Linked DNA regions of Homo sapiens: region 2 is linked to region 1. A link is a contact called in ENCODE Hi-C or POLR2A ChIA-PET data. All regions are on one chromosome and are shown on one strand. The core of a region is the stretch at or near the end of the contact, and the rest is flanking DNA. Distances in the headings are between cores, read along the strand shown.

Region 1 (5,860 bases), core at 2,362-4,861:
CCGGGACTATATCTATTTGTTCCAATAAAGAGACCACATCTGAAGTAGCAGATGCTCAGGCTCCTGGGCCAGGGCCTTGTGTCCCAGGGAGGCTCTGCTGTCTTGAGTGGCGGCTCTGTTCCCTGCAGGTGCGTGGGCAGCCATGCTGCTGGGCTGCCTGACCTTCCCTTGGTATTCTTTCCCCTGTTGCCCATCCTGCTTCTGATGAACACTTCCTTGGTCAACTGCAGTATATGTCCATCCCAGTTACAGTCACATCATAAATGGCTACAATTGGTTGTTTTTCCTTAAACAGTGTTACATATCTCTGTTCACAATTGAATTAACTTAGAGTTTAACCCTTAAGAGGCAAATGTCTTCTGTTCTCACCTTCCGGAGGGATCCGGCCACATTGACCATCTTGCTAGCAGGGGTCACAGGTGTAACAAGAACGGATTTCTGCTGGCTGGTGGTCCACGGTGTAGCATGGCTCGGGGGACCCAAGAACTCGATGGCAAAGCTGCTTCAAATTCTCCTGCATGCTTGCTCTTTTCTTTTTGCCCTTTTTCTTCTTTCTTCCCCTTCCTTCCTCTCCTTCTTCCTCTCCTTCTTTCTCTCCTTCTTCCTCTCCTTCTTTCTCTCCTTCTTCCTCTCTTCCTCTCCTTCCTCTCTTTCTCTTTCTCTCTCTCTTTTCCTTTCTCTTCCCCTCCCCTCCCCTCCCCTTCATCACCTAGGCTGAGGTGCAGTGACACAATCATATCTCACTCCAGTCTCTAACTCCTGTGCTCCCATGCTTTTTCTTTTCTTCCTTTCTTTCTCTCCGTTTTTGTTTTTGTTTGTTTGTTTGGTTTTTGAGACGGAGTTTTGCTCTTGTTGCCCAGGCTAGAGTGCAGTGGTGCGATCTCGACTCACTGCAACCTCTGCCTCCCAGGTTCAAGCGATTCTCCTGCCTCAGCCTCCCAAGTAGCTGGGATTACAGGCATGTGCCACCATGCCCAGCTAATTTTGTATTTTTAGTAGAGATGGGGTTTCACCATGTTGGTCAGGTTGGTCTTGAACTTCTGCCTCAAGTGATCCACCCACCTTGGCCTCCCAAAGTGCTGGGATTACAGGCATGAGCCACTGTGCCTGGCCTTTATTTTCTGTCTCTGCTGGCTGGCTGAATACCGTGAGCAGACCAGAATTACTGGAGGCAAGGGAGAAATGGAAAATTAGCTAAATTTGTGTTCCTTCAAAAGCAATGATGAAAACAATTATTTTCAAAGAGCAACAGCAAATGTTGGTCCAAATTCACAAGTGTTCATCTGACAGGCCATATTGGAGAGTAAAGGTAATTGTGCGTGGGCCTTCTGAATGCATGGACGTGGAATTTAGCTACAGGATGAATGTTCTCCTGCTTCCGTAAGTTGTTTTGATGAGACATGAAGACATGTTCTGAACAATATTAGAAGAAAGCATCACCTTGGTACATCTGGCACCTGCCCTGCCCCCGACCTTTTCCTGAGTGAACAGAAGCCACGTCCCTTTTTAAATTAAGTGATGGAACAGCCTGGCCTGTTCCATGTCCTTGCTGCTGTCTCCCGTGCTCGCTCCTCTGGGGCTCCAAGCATGTGGCTGAGAATCCATTTGGGACATCCGTTCCCCATCCCTGCCTGTCTCTATCATTAAACAAAGTGAAGATAGTCTGATGTGACTGGCTTTCCAAACTCTTACTTGGATTCACTGTAATGTAGACTAAACAAATGGCTTAAAATTCACTGTTTGCAGAGACCTTATCCTCTGCTCCACTCAGTAGAGACATGACCTGCCCCTCGAATCTCTGCTCATTCCACTGCCTTCCTGACAGGCATGTGCGCAGCTTCAGGAAGCTCTCTGAGGTCAGAAACCCTGTCCTTTTACCTGTTTGCACCCCCTCTTTGTGTGTCCTGAATATTTTTACTACCTTAAATGTGGGTTCTTTTCCCCACAACATTTGTTTTAAATAATTTTAAAGCTACAGAAATGTTTCTAGAATAGTCCAATGGATTCCCACATGACAGTTCAACTATCGTTGGCATTTTGCCACACTTATTTTCCCCTTTTAAGTACACATATATCATTCTTTTGACTGAACCATTTTGAAAGTTAGTCATTGTGATGTGATGTTTTGCCCCCAAATACTTGAGCATTCATCTATTGAGAACAAAATCATTCCCCTTCAGTTATCAAATGGAGGAAATTTAACAATAACACAGCACCATTATCTAATACATGGTCCATATAAAATTTTTCCCAGTGTGTATAATAATATCGTTTATACCTTCATTTATACCTGTTGTTTGTTTTTATCCAAGCACCACAACTGCTTTTAGTTACTATATCTTTTATTTTTAAAATCTGGAATAGCTCCCTTTTTGTTTTTTTTCTTTCTGTGTCAGAGACATTTTTGAAGTATTTATGTCACCTTTACAGAATGTTCATCAATTGGCTTTTGTTAGATTGTTTCCTCAAATTTGACAGTTTTAAAGAAACACTGCATCCATGATACTGTCTGAACCAGTGCATCACATCAAGACACATGATTGACACAATAATGCTGTGTGCCACTCGCTGCATCACAGCAGGACACATGAGGCACATATGTGCTGCTGTGCATTCCTCAGTGAATATTGCAGGACGTGTGGGTGGGGCCAGGTGTTGTCAAGGTCCCGGCAGGTCGCTCTGCCCTCTAAACACAATGGCTGGATGGGCGGTGGACACCTGCTCTGCGGAGCCTGGGCAGCAGCTGAAGATGATGTGGGGAGGGGCTGCTCAGCTGGGGCTGGAAGGTGAGGACAGGGCTGGGCTGGCCGCCTTGTGGAGATAGCAGGACTTGTTGAGGGAAAGTCAGGCCAGGGATGCAAACCAAAGCCTGAGGAGAAACTGCAGGGCCGTGCATGGCCTCAGCTCCCTTTCTGAGGCTCCGTTGATGTGAGTGCTTTCAACAAGCCCTCCAGGGAATCTCTGCTGCTTGCAACCAAAAAGTAGTGACCACTGGAAGAGCCAGCCCCTGCGAGAGGACAGAGGCATGGCCGCCATCAAGAGGCAGGCAAACCCCAGAGAAGGAGGCCACGGACTTGGCAGTGGACGACCGGTGTGCGATCTCAGTGCCACAGGTTACTGGTTTTGTGGCAAGATGTGTACCTGCTGACAGCATGGCTTCCTCGTCTGCAGAGTGTGACAGTGACATTCCCTGCCTCATTAGACGTTAGGATACAGTGAGGCGCCGTGCTCAGCCCCATTCTGGCACGTAGCATCGATAAACACCAGCTCTTACCGGACCGTTCCCTTATGCTGGGAGGAAAGAAACGATTTGGATTTCCTCTGTCTAGAAGTCCAGCTATCTGCATGTGTGTTCAGAGGACGTTCTCGTATCTCAGGAGTGAAACCAAAGCATCCTGTACATCTTTCCCCCACCCCCACTCATAGCCTCGGATTCTCTGCACAGCTTTAGTAAAGGAGCTGATGGGGAATCGGATGCCTGACCCCGAGTCCTCACTCTGGGGCTCGAGCTTAGGATAACTTCAGGTTCAGCTGAGGCCTCTGAACTGTGACTCCGCCCCGTGGCCGCATGCGTCGGAACTCCTACCTGCCCTTTGCCCTTCTCGAGGCCGGTGCTTGACTGGAGGAGGGCTGGCAGCAGAAGTGCAGCTGACCGGGTTGCGTTTTCGTACGGCTGACTAAAGCGGATACCGGTGGCGACTCATTTCTCGTTTTATTTTTCAACGATTTGGCGGAGAAGCTCCTCTTGTGAATGGACTTTGGATTTCTTGGAGCTGCGCTGCGGGTCCCACAGTGTGGCTTTCGGCCCGTGCTGTGCTGGCGCCTGCACTTCCTCTGGCGGGGCACGGGGTGGCGCTCCCTGGTAAAGCAGCGGCCAGGGGGAGCCGTGAGTGAGGCGCTGCCTCTCCCGCTGAAGCGGGTTCCAAGGCCACCGTGAGGGGGACCATCCATCCAGGTAAAACGTGTTCTTTCCTTGTTCCTTTGCGAATCGATGGGGATCAGGCTTCCCCAGGTGGTGAAGTGAGGAACAGGGACCGCGGGGCTCGCCTGACCAGTGGGGTCTCCATCCTTGTCCGTGCTGACAAAAGACAAGAACAGACAGCGCCTGAAATCTTCCCGCCTCCGTGAGGGAAGCCTGCGTCTGGGAACGCGCCGCAGGGAAGTGATCCCTGAGTGAGGGAGGAGGTGCCGGGGCATCATTAATCAGACCTCAATGCCGGGAAGGTTCTTTGTTTAAAGAAACACTCATGTTTAAAGAGCACTTGGTGCGGACTTGCTGTGGCCATCGCCCTCAACAGCTCATCTTTAGGAGGTGCAGGCTGAATTCACGCCTCGGTGTCGTCCATGTCTGCCTGCCGCGCAGAGGAGACAGCGAGAGGCCTTCCCACCGCACGGCTTTTACGGGAAGCTCTTCGCATTGGCTACAGGGGTGTGGTTTGGTTTATAGCCACACCAAGTAATTTTAATAGAACTCAATAACTGTGTTGCCTTGCAGGCTCCGAGTGCTACAGGCAGACCCGAGTCCGAGTCTTCCTACGGTTCATTGTCCCCCCCTGGATTTCCTAGGGACTCCAGATACGATGGCATCGATGTCAGTTAACTTGGCACTTCTTAAAATAGATCTATGATCAAATCTTAAGTTTTTCCGAATAAGACTCTGGAGGAATGCAGGAAGGTCATTTGATTACTTTAAAATAAGAGGATTTTATGTTAAAATATTGAAAAAGCCAGTCATAAAACTAAGCTCTGTACCAATGAATATAGTTCGCGAAGCCAGCAGCACAGGCTTATTATTATAAATATCAAACACCACCATTATGAGTAAGCTCATTTATTTTCAAAGCACTTTGCGATCATTAATTGTTCACGTCTGTGAATACCCCCTGAGAGACAGTATTATTAACTGCATTTGAAAGGAAGAAAACTAAGGCACAGAAAACCCGTAATTCATTGTCCTGAGGGGAAAAGGAGACACCAGGAACACGGCTGTCCTTTCGCTGCATCTTCTCTTTGGTAGAGATCCAGGGACATCTGGAACATCCACCCTCTTTCTCCCACTCACGGCCATGCCACCACCTAGTGCCTCACTGACATTTCCTCTCAATCTCAGGATAATCACATCGATGTAACACTTGGCAGGTTTGTTATCTCAGTGTCTATTATCTCAAAAATTAATCCTAATAGCAACCTTAGAAAGAGGCAATATTAGCCCCATTTCATAGGAAAATGAAGGATCAGTGAGAAAGTGACAGGTCTGTCACTGGCAGTGCAGGGCAGGGCCATTGTGGTGAGTCAGGCCTCGGCTGCAGGTCTGAGTTTATGCCATTGCCCCCATCTGTGGGGTCTAGGAGGCTGTTGTCTAAGCAGAAGGCATGACCCATCAGGGGCCATGGGTGGTGGGCACAGAATTGAGTCATCTGACTGCCTTCCCACCCACCTGTATGTGTTCTTTGTTTTATTTAAGTCCTGTGAGGGTAGTTTAGGACCTTGTCCCTTCCCACAGCATAGCACAGAAAATTGGGCAAGTCCAGACCATGACTAAATCCACTTTAAAAAACCCACCCCCGCTGAGACCGGCGGATTCTCTCCCTCCCCACTTGAGATATGATGTTGCCTTAAATGGTCCAGCAGTCGCGGAGCCTCAGGGGGCCTCTCTGCCTTAGTTGGTGCATTCCAGTGCTGCTCGGTCTGTATTTCCAGATCTTGCTTTTATCCTTTTATTTTCTAGAGTAATTGATAATTCCAATCTATCTGGCCTGCATGAGATTTATAAAATAAATGGACAAAATAGAAAATAAATATTTTATGGAGCCACCACTGTGTGCAAGACATTCTGCTAGGGAGGCTGAAGGGTCCCACA
Region 2 (5,860 bases), core at 2,301-4,800, 170 kb after region 1:
TCAAAAACTCTATTGAAAAAGAAGAACAAAATTAGAGGACTCACATGTGCTGATTTCAACTTACTACAAAGCTACAGTACTAAGTACTTGTATTGGCACAAAGATAGACATAGATGAATAGAATAGAACTGTGATTCCAGAAATATATCCTTTGTTCAATTGGTCTTTGATACACCAAGATAATTCAGTAGGGAAAAGAACAGTCTTTCAATAAATGGTGCTGGGGACAACTGGACATCCACATGCCAAAGTATGAAGCTGGATGCTTACCTAACGCTATGCACAAACATTAACTCAAAATTAATTAACATTCTAATGTGACAGCTAAAACCATAAAGCCCTTGAGGGAAACATAGCAATAACTATTCAAGACCTTAGATTAGGCAATGCATTCTTAAACACCAAAAGAAAAAATATAGGTAAATTGGATTTCACCAAAATGAAAAACTTTTTTGCTTCAATAGATGACATCAAAGAAGTAAAAAGACAACATACGCAATGGGAGAAAATATTTGCAAATCATAGATCTGATGAGAGACATGTATCTAGAATATATTAAGAACTCTTACAATTCAATAAGAAAAACAAAATCCCCAATTACAAAATGGGCAAAGGATTTGAGTGGCATTTTCTCCAAAGAAGATATGGAAGTGGACAATAAGTACATGAAAAGATACTCCGCATCATTAGTCATTAGGGAAATGTACATCAAAGCCACAATGAGATACCACCTCACACACATCAGAATGGCTGTATTTAAAAAGACAGACAATAACAAGTCTTGGCAAGGATGTTGGGAAATTGGAGCCCTCCTTGCTGATGGAAATGTAAACCGGTGCAGCCACTTTGGAAAATATCTGGCAGTTCTTTGGACGTTAAACACATAGTTATCACTTGACCCAGCAATCCTAAGTGAACATCTAAGAGAAATGAAAACATATTTCCACACAAAAACATGTACAGGAATGAGATGATTTGGGTGTCAACTTTAATGGATTAGGAATACCCAGATGGTTGGCAAAGAATTATTTTCAATGATTTGGTAGGCACTGAGCCAGGAAGGGCGAATTCTTGCTCTCTCTTCTGCCCTTGGATGTCAGAACTCCAGGTTCTCTGGCCTTTCATGATACTCCATACAGCACTGCTTCTGACCACCACTCACCATCCATCACCCCTAGTGACCTGCTAGAGGAGTTATTACTTCCTATTTCCAACTTTATGCTCTGCTGGCCTAGAGGTCTTCCTTCCATAGGGAGAAATGCTACCACCAGGAGATACAACAATAATTCAACTGAACTGGAAGTTAAGATGCTATCTGACCACTTTGGGCTTCTCATGCCTCAGAGTCATGCTAAGAAGGGAGTCAAAGTGTTGGCTGTCTGACCTGATACCAAGAAGAAATTGGCCTACTCCTTCACAAGGGAGAAATAGGAGATCCTCTAGGGCATCTCTTGGTGTTACCATGCCTGTGATTCTGGTCAATGGGAAATGACCACAACCCAATCCAGGCAGGCTATGAATGTCCCAGGCCTTTCAGGTATGAAGGTTTGGGTCACCCTGCCAGGTACAGCACGGCAACCAGCTGAGGTCTTGCTGCAGGCAAACAGAACACAGCAGGTGGTAGAAGGTCATTAGGAGCACCAGCTACACCCACGGGACCAGTTACAGAATCAAAGGCTGCCACTGCCATGAGTGTTTTCTCCCTGTGTTGCTACGAATATGTTTGCATGTAAATATACATATATTAGGCAAATTTTTCTTCTTTTCTATCTTACTCCTTTATCATATGAGATGTATTGAGTTTGCATCAGTATTTAAGTATTGTTAATTTTACACCATAGTGTTTAAGTTACAGGAGAGGAGTAAATGTCACTCAAGGACTTCACTTCCTCCTCTGGGGAAGGAATTAGTGTGTTTTTATTGTACGAATTGTATCATGCTAGGTGGAACTATGACCTTGTCATTATCTTTTTAAGAGATTAAATATGGTTTAAGGAGATGCATGTGGGTGCCAAGTTGACAAGGGGTGGACTTGTGATGGTTGATTATAAGTGTCAACCTGACTGGATCAAGAGATGCCCAGGTAGCTGGGAGGCCATTGATCATCCTCAGTACTCCAGGAGGCACTGAGCCCATCCCTCTTCTGCCAAAAGAGAAACCTAGGAAGATTGGCATTTGATTAGAATGATTGATCTGTCCAAGGTATGTCTGTGAGGGTGTTTCTGGGGGAGACTGAGGTGTGAGTTGTTGGACTGAGTGGGGAAGGTCCACCTGCATTGATCTGCCCTCAATGATCTGGGCTAAAGGCCTGGATGGAACAAAGGTAGAGGAAGACTGAATTCTTGTTTTCTCTTGGGGAGCTGGGACCCCTTCTTCTCTTGCCCTGGATGTCAGAACCCCTGGTTCTCTGACCTTTGGACTCTGGGACTTAACACAGTGACCCCCTGGGCTCTTGAGCCTTTGGTGTCAGATTGAGAGTTACACCATCAGCTTTCTTGATTCTGAAGACTTCAGACTTGGACTGAACCACTCTACCAGCTTCCCTGGTTCTCCAGCTTGCAGATGACCTGTCATGGGACTTCTCAGCCTCCAAAATTGCATGAGCTAATTCCGCTAAAAAATCCCCTTCTTATCTTTCTCTCTGTACATGCATCCTATTGGCTCTGTGTCTAAGAAGAGCACATACTAAAACAAAGAATGTCATAGGGAACTATTCAAAATAGCCCAAAATGGAAACTACCCAAATGCCCATCAACTGATGAAAGGACATAAGGTGGGACACACACACACACAAACACAAACACACCCAACATACACAAAAATACAAAAACACAAACACACACACACAAACACATACACACAAACATACAAACACAAACATACAAACATACATACACACACACAAACAAAAAACAAAAAAAACACATAAAAATACAAAGACACAAACACATAAAACACACAAAAATACAAAAACACAAATGCACACACAAACACACGCAATGGAATATTATTCAGCCATTACAAAGAAATGATGTGTGAATCTATGAATTATTTAAAAAAGGAAAAGAAAGAATGAATTACAAACACATGCTACATGCATGAACCTGAAAAAATTAAGTGAAAGAGCCACAAAAGACCAATGTTGCATTGTTCTGTTTATGTGAAATGTACAGAAAGTGAAAACCTGTAGAAATAAAAGTGGATTAGGGTTGCCAGGGGAGGAGAGAAGAGGAAGCAGGAAGTAACTGCTAATAACAGCTTGATTTCTTTTCGTATGTTAAAAACACAGAATTGTATGCATTTAAAGTATATCTCAATAAATCTGTTAAGAAAAACCTCGTTGAATGGCATTTGTTAAATTCAAAACCATTTATAGACGAGAATTGCCGCTGCTGTGCTTTCAGGAGTACAAGTGTTCCACCAAATGTTAATACGCGTTTTGCAAGAAAAGAGCTCCATGCGAGTAAGTTTGGGAAGTGCTGGGTTAAAAACGACAAGCAAGTTTCTTTAGTGCAATCACGGAAGAGTGTTCACTGTGCTAACGTGAACTGCAGCCTCCAGGGTGAGGGAGGGAGGGGCCGGCAGTAGTCTTGCTCCACATACACGATTTGGGTAGAGTTTTGCAGAAAGACGCAAATTCACAGGGAACTTGGGTGAAGGGGGGGTGGCTGTGTGTTTGGCTTTCACTTGGACAAGCCTCCTTTTCCCTCCCACAGAGCTGGCTGCTGCTGCCAAGGCCCCAAGGAGGCTTTCAGGTGAGGGGGCGTGGAGGGGAGGGCCACCTCAGCCCTCAGGATTGGGTGGGCTGGGGCTGAGGACACAAGAGCAGAGTTTTGGGTGGCAAGTGTTGATGCAGGATGGAAACAAATTTGGCTGTCCTGAGGGTCCGGACCTCACTCAGCAGCGGACCAGGGTCTCTGAAGCCCCACCAGCATCACCCAGAGCTAATGGCAACCTCCTCAAGGCACCCATACCCAGCCAGCAACCAACAGGGCTGCTGACCTCCGGCCTCAGCCGACCCTACCAGCCAGGCCTTGCTGAGCCACGCCCACTTCACCTGTGTTCAGTTGCTTCCGGCAGGAGGGGACGCTGGGGTCCGCTTTTGCAGGTCATGCCACCGAATTCAAATGTGGTATCCGTTTTGTGTTTTCAGTCGTCCCTGCATTTTCTTCGTCTGAAATCAGGACGCTAAGTAGCTACAGCTGCATGTGCCGCCTTTGAGAAAATCTCATCCTGAACTCGAGAACACAGACTCAACAGGCAGACGGCCGGGAAGCTACAAGGCAGCGCCTCACAACACTCTCTTCTTTTTCATTCTACTAAAAGTTGCTCTCAAATCCTACTGGACAGAAAGTCCTAAAGCATTCCAAATGTTGCTCCATTTCCAAAAGTGCCGGCGCTGCCTCCTTGGGATCAGAGGCCTTCTGCGCTTGAGCCTGGCACCTGCCCTGGGCCCCAGTGGACGGGTCCTTCCTCTTGGACCACTGGCCCCATGCATTGTCCATCCTCAACACCTTCCCTGTGGTGCCCAGAGGCAGCGTCCAGGAGCACACCCAGGTGCCCAGCGGGACCCCGGAGCTCCCTTTGAACAGGCACCTTCTGGGGCTGGGGTCCCCATGTCTGGGGGGGAATAGGGGGCTGGGGCCCGTGTCTAGGGAGTTATGGGACCTTGCATCTGAGGGGGTGTGGTGGGGGGCTGGGGCCTGCATCTGAGGGCGTGTGGTGGGGGGCTGGGGCCTGCATCTGAGGGGGTTCTGGTGGGGGGCTGGGGCCTGCATCTGAGGGGGTGTGGTGGGGGGCTGGGCCCTGCATCTGAGGGGGTGTGGTGGGGGGCTGGGCCCTGCATCTGAGGGGGTGTGGTGGGGGGCTGGGGCCTGCATCTGAGAGGGTTCTGGTGGGGGACTGGGCCCTGCATCTGAGGGGGTGTGGTGGGTGGCTGGGCCCTGCATTTGAGGGGGTGTGGTGGGGGGCTGCAGCCCTGCATCTGAGGGGGTGTGGTGGGGGGCTGGGCCCTGTATCTGAGAGGGTTGTGGTGGGGGGCTAGACCCTGCATCTGAGAGGGTTATGGTTGGGGGCTGGGGTCTGCATCTGAGGGCCATGGGACCTGGGTTTGTGGCTGCTGGTTCGCCTCTGGGCTCTGCTGCTTCTCACAGTAGTCGCTGAGCCATCGCGGGTCCTGATGTCTCACGGGAGAAGCAGGCCTGGGCAGGTGGCACCTTTGGGAGAAAGCGAAGGGCAGCCTGGGCTGGAGGCTGCACCCAGGCACTGTGGTCAGTGGCTGGGGAATGAGACACGGCCCTCCTGGGCCCCGTGTCCCTTGTGGTGGGGTCTGAGTGCCTACTTCTCTCACCATGGCCCTCGGGGTCCCGTGCCTCTGCGGCCTGAGCCTGCGGTGGGTCCTGGCGCAGCACCTGGACACGGGCCTCCCTGCCTGAGGCCTCCTTCCTTCCTTTTCACCCCCCTGAGCCTCCTTGCCCTTGGCTGGCTGAGCCGGCACATCCCCGTGGCGCCTCTGCACCTCCCCCAAGATCATTCTGCCAGCACGGTCCTCACTGCACCCTCCGGTCCTCCCTGCACCCTACGGCCCTCCCCTGAGATTATTTCGCCAGCCCGATCCTGCACCCTCCCGGCTGCCACTGCCCCTCCCCAGGGAGGCCGCCACAGATGCAATGGCCGGCTCAGGTTGGCTCCTCAGTGGTTGAAAGTGGTTTTGTTTTTGGTGGAACTTGGGGGCAGTGAGAGGCTTGAGATTATTCGTTGAGATAGTTTTCCAGAAAGAAAAAAATGTCACAGATAATTGGTTCTTTGCACTTGTAATATAAACGCAGTAATCTTTATTCTAACTTTTGCTAGAGAAATT

Evidence for each region. Hi-C counts contacts between places; a loop is a spot of excess contacts on that map. ChIA-PET counts read pairs that join two places held with the same protein, here RNA polymerase II (POLR2A). Pooled maps may share reads with other maps.
Region 2: a map of naive thymus-derived CD4-positive, alpha-beta T cell shows a loop between it and region 1 (2.3-fold over the local background). The contact joins the enhancer-like site here to the promoter of LINC00574 in region 1. A Hi-C loop is called at or near these places in 4 of 168 maps with a recorded cell type or tissue (B cell, CD8-positive, alpha-beta T cell, dorsolateral prefrontal cortex and 1 more), 4 of 37 single-sample maps with no recorded cell type and 8 of 50 pooled maps. POLR2A ChIA-PET finds 5 or more read pairs at or near these places in 1 of 52 experiments (OCI-LY7).

The regions. Positions count from the first base shown.
Region 1 is chr6:169,786,462-169,792,321 of GRCh38, forward strand. LINC00574 (long intergenic non-protein coding RNA 574) reads left to right here and starts at 3,612. Exons shown (of 3, transcript NR_026780.1): 1 at 3,612-3,955. It overlaps LINC00242 (long intergenic non-protein coding RNA 242), which reads right to left. Exons shown (of 2, transcript NR_026781.1): 2 at 2,329-4,657.
Region 2 is chr6:169,952,306-169,958,165 of GRCh38, forward strand. It overlaps LOC107986674 (a long non-coding RNA gene), which reads left to right. Exons shown (of 5, transcript XR_001744483.2): 5 at 1-2,967. Among named protein-coding and RNA genes, the nearest start is that of LINC00242, 160 kb to the left of the region's middle. Within about 2 kb of position 3,551, at least 2 of the 41 ENCODE cell types and tissues checked have a DNase peak (open chromatin) inside an H3K27ac peak, as active enhancers do.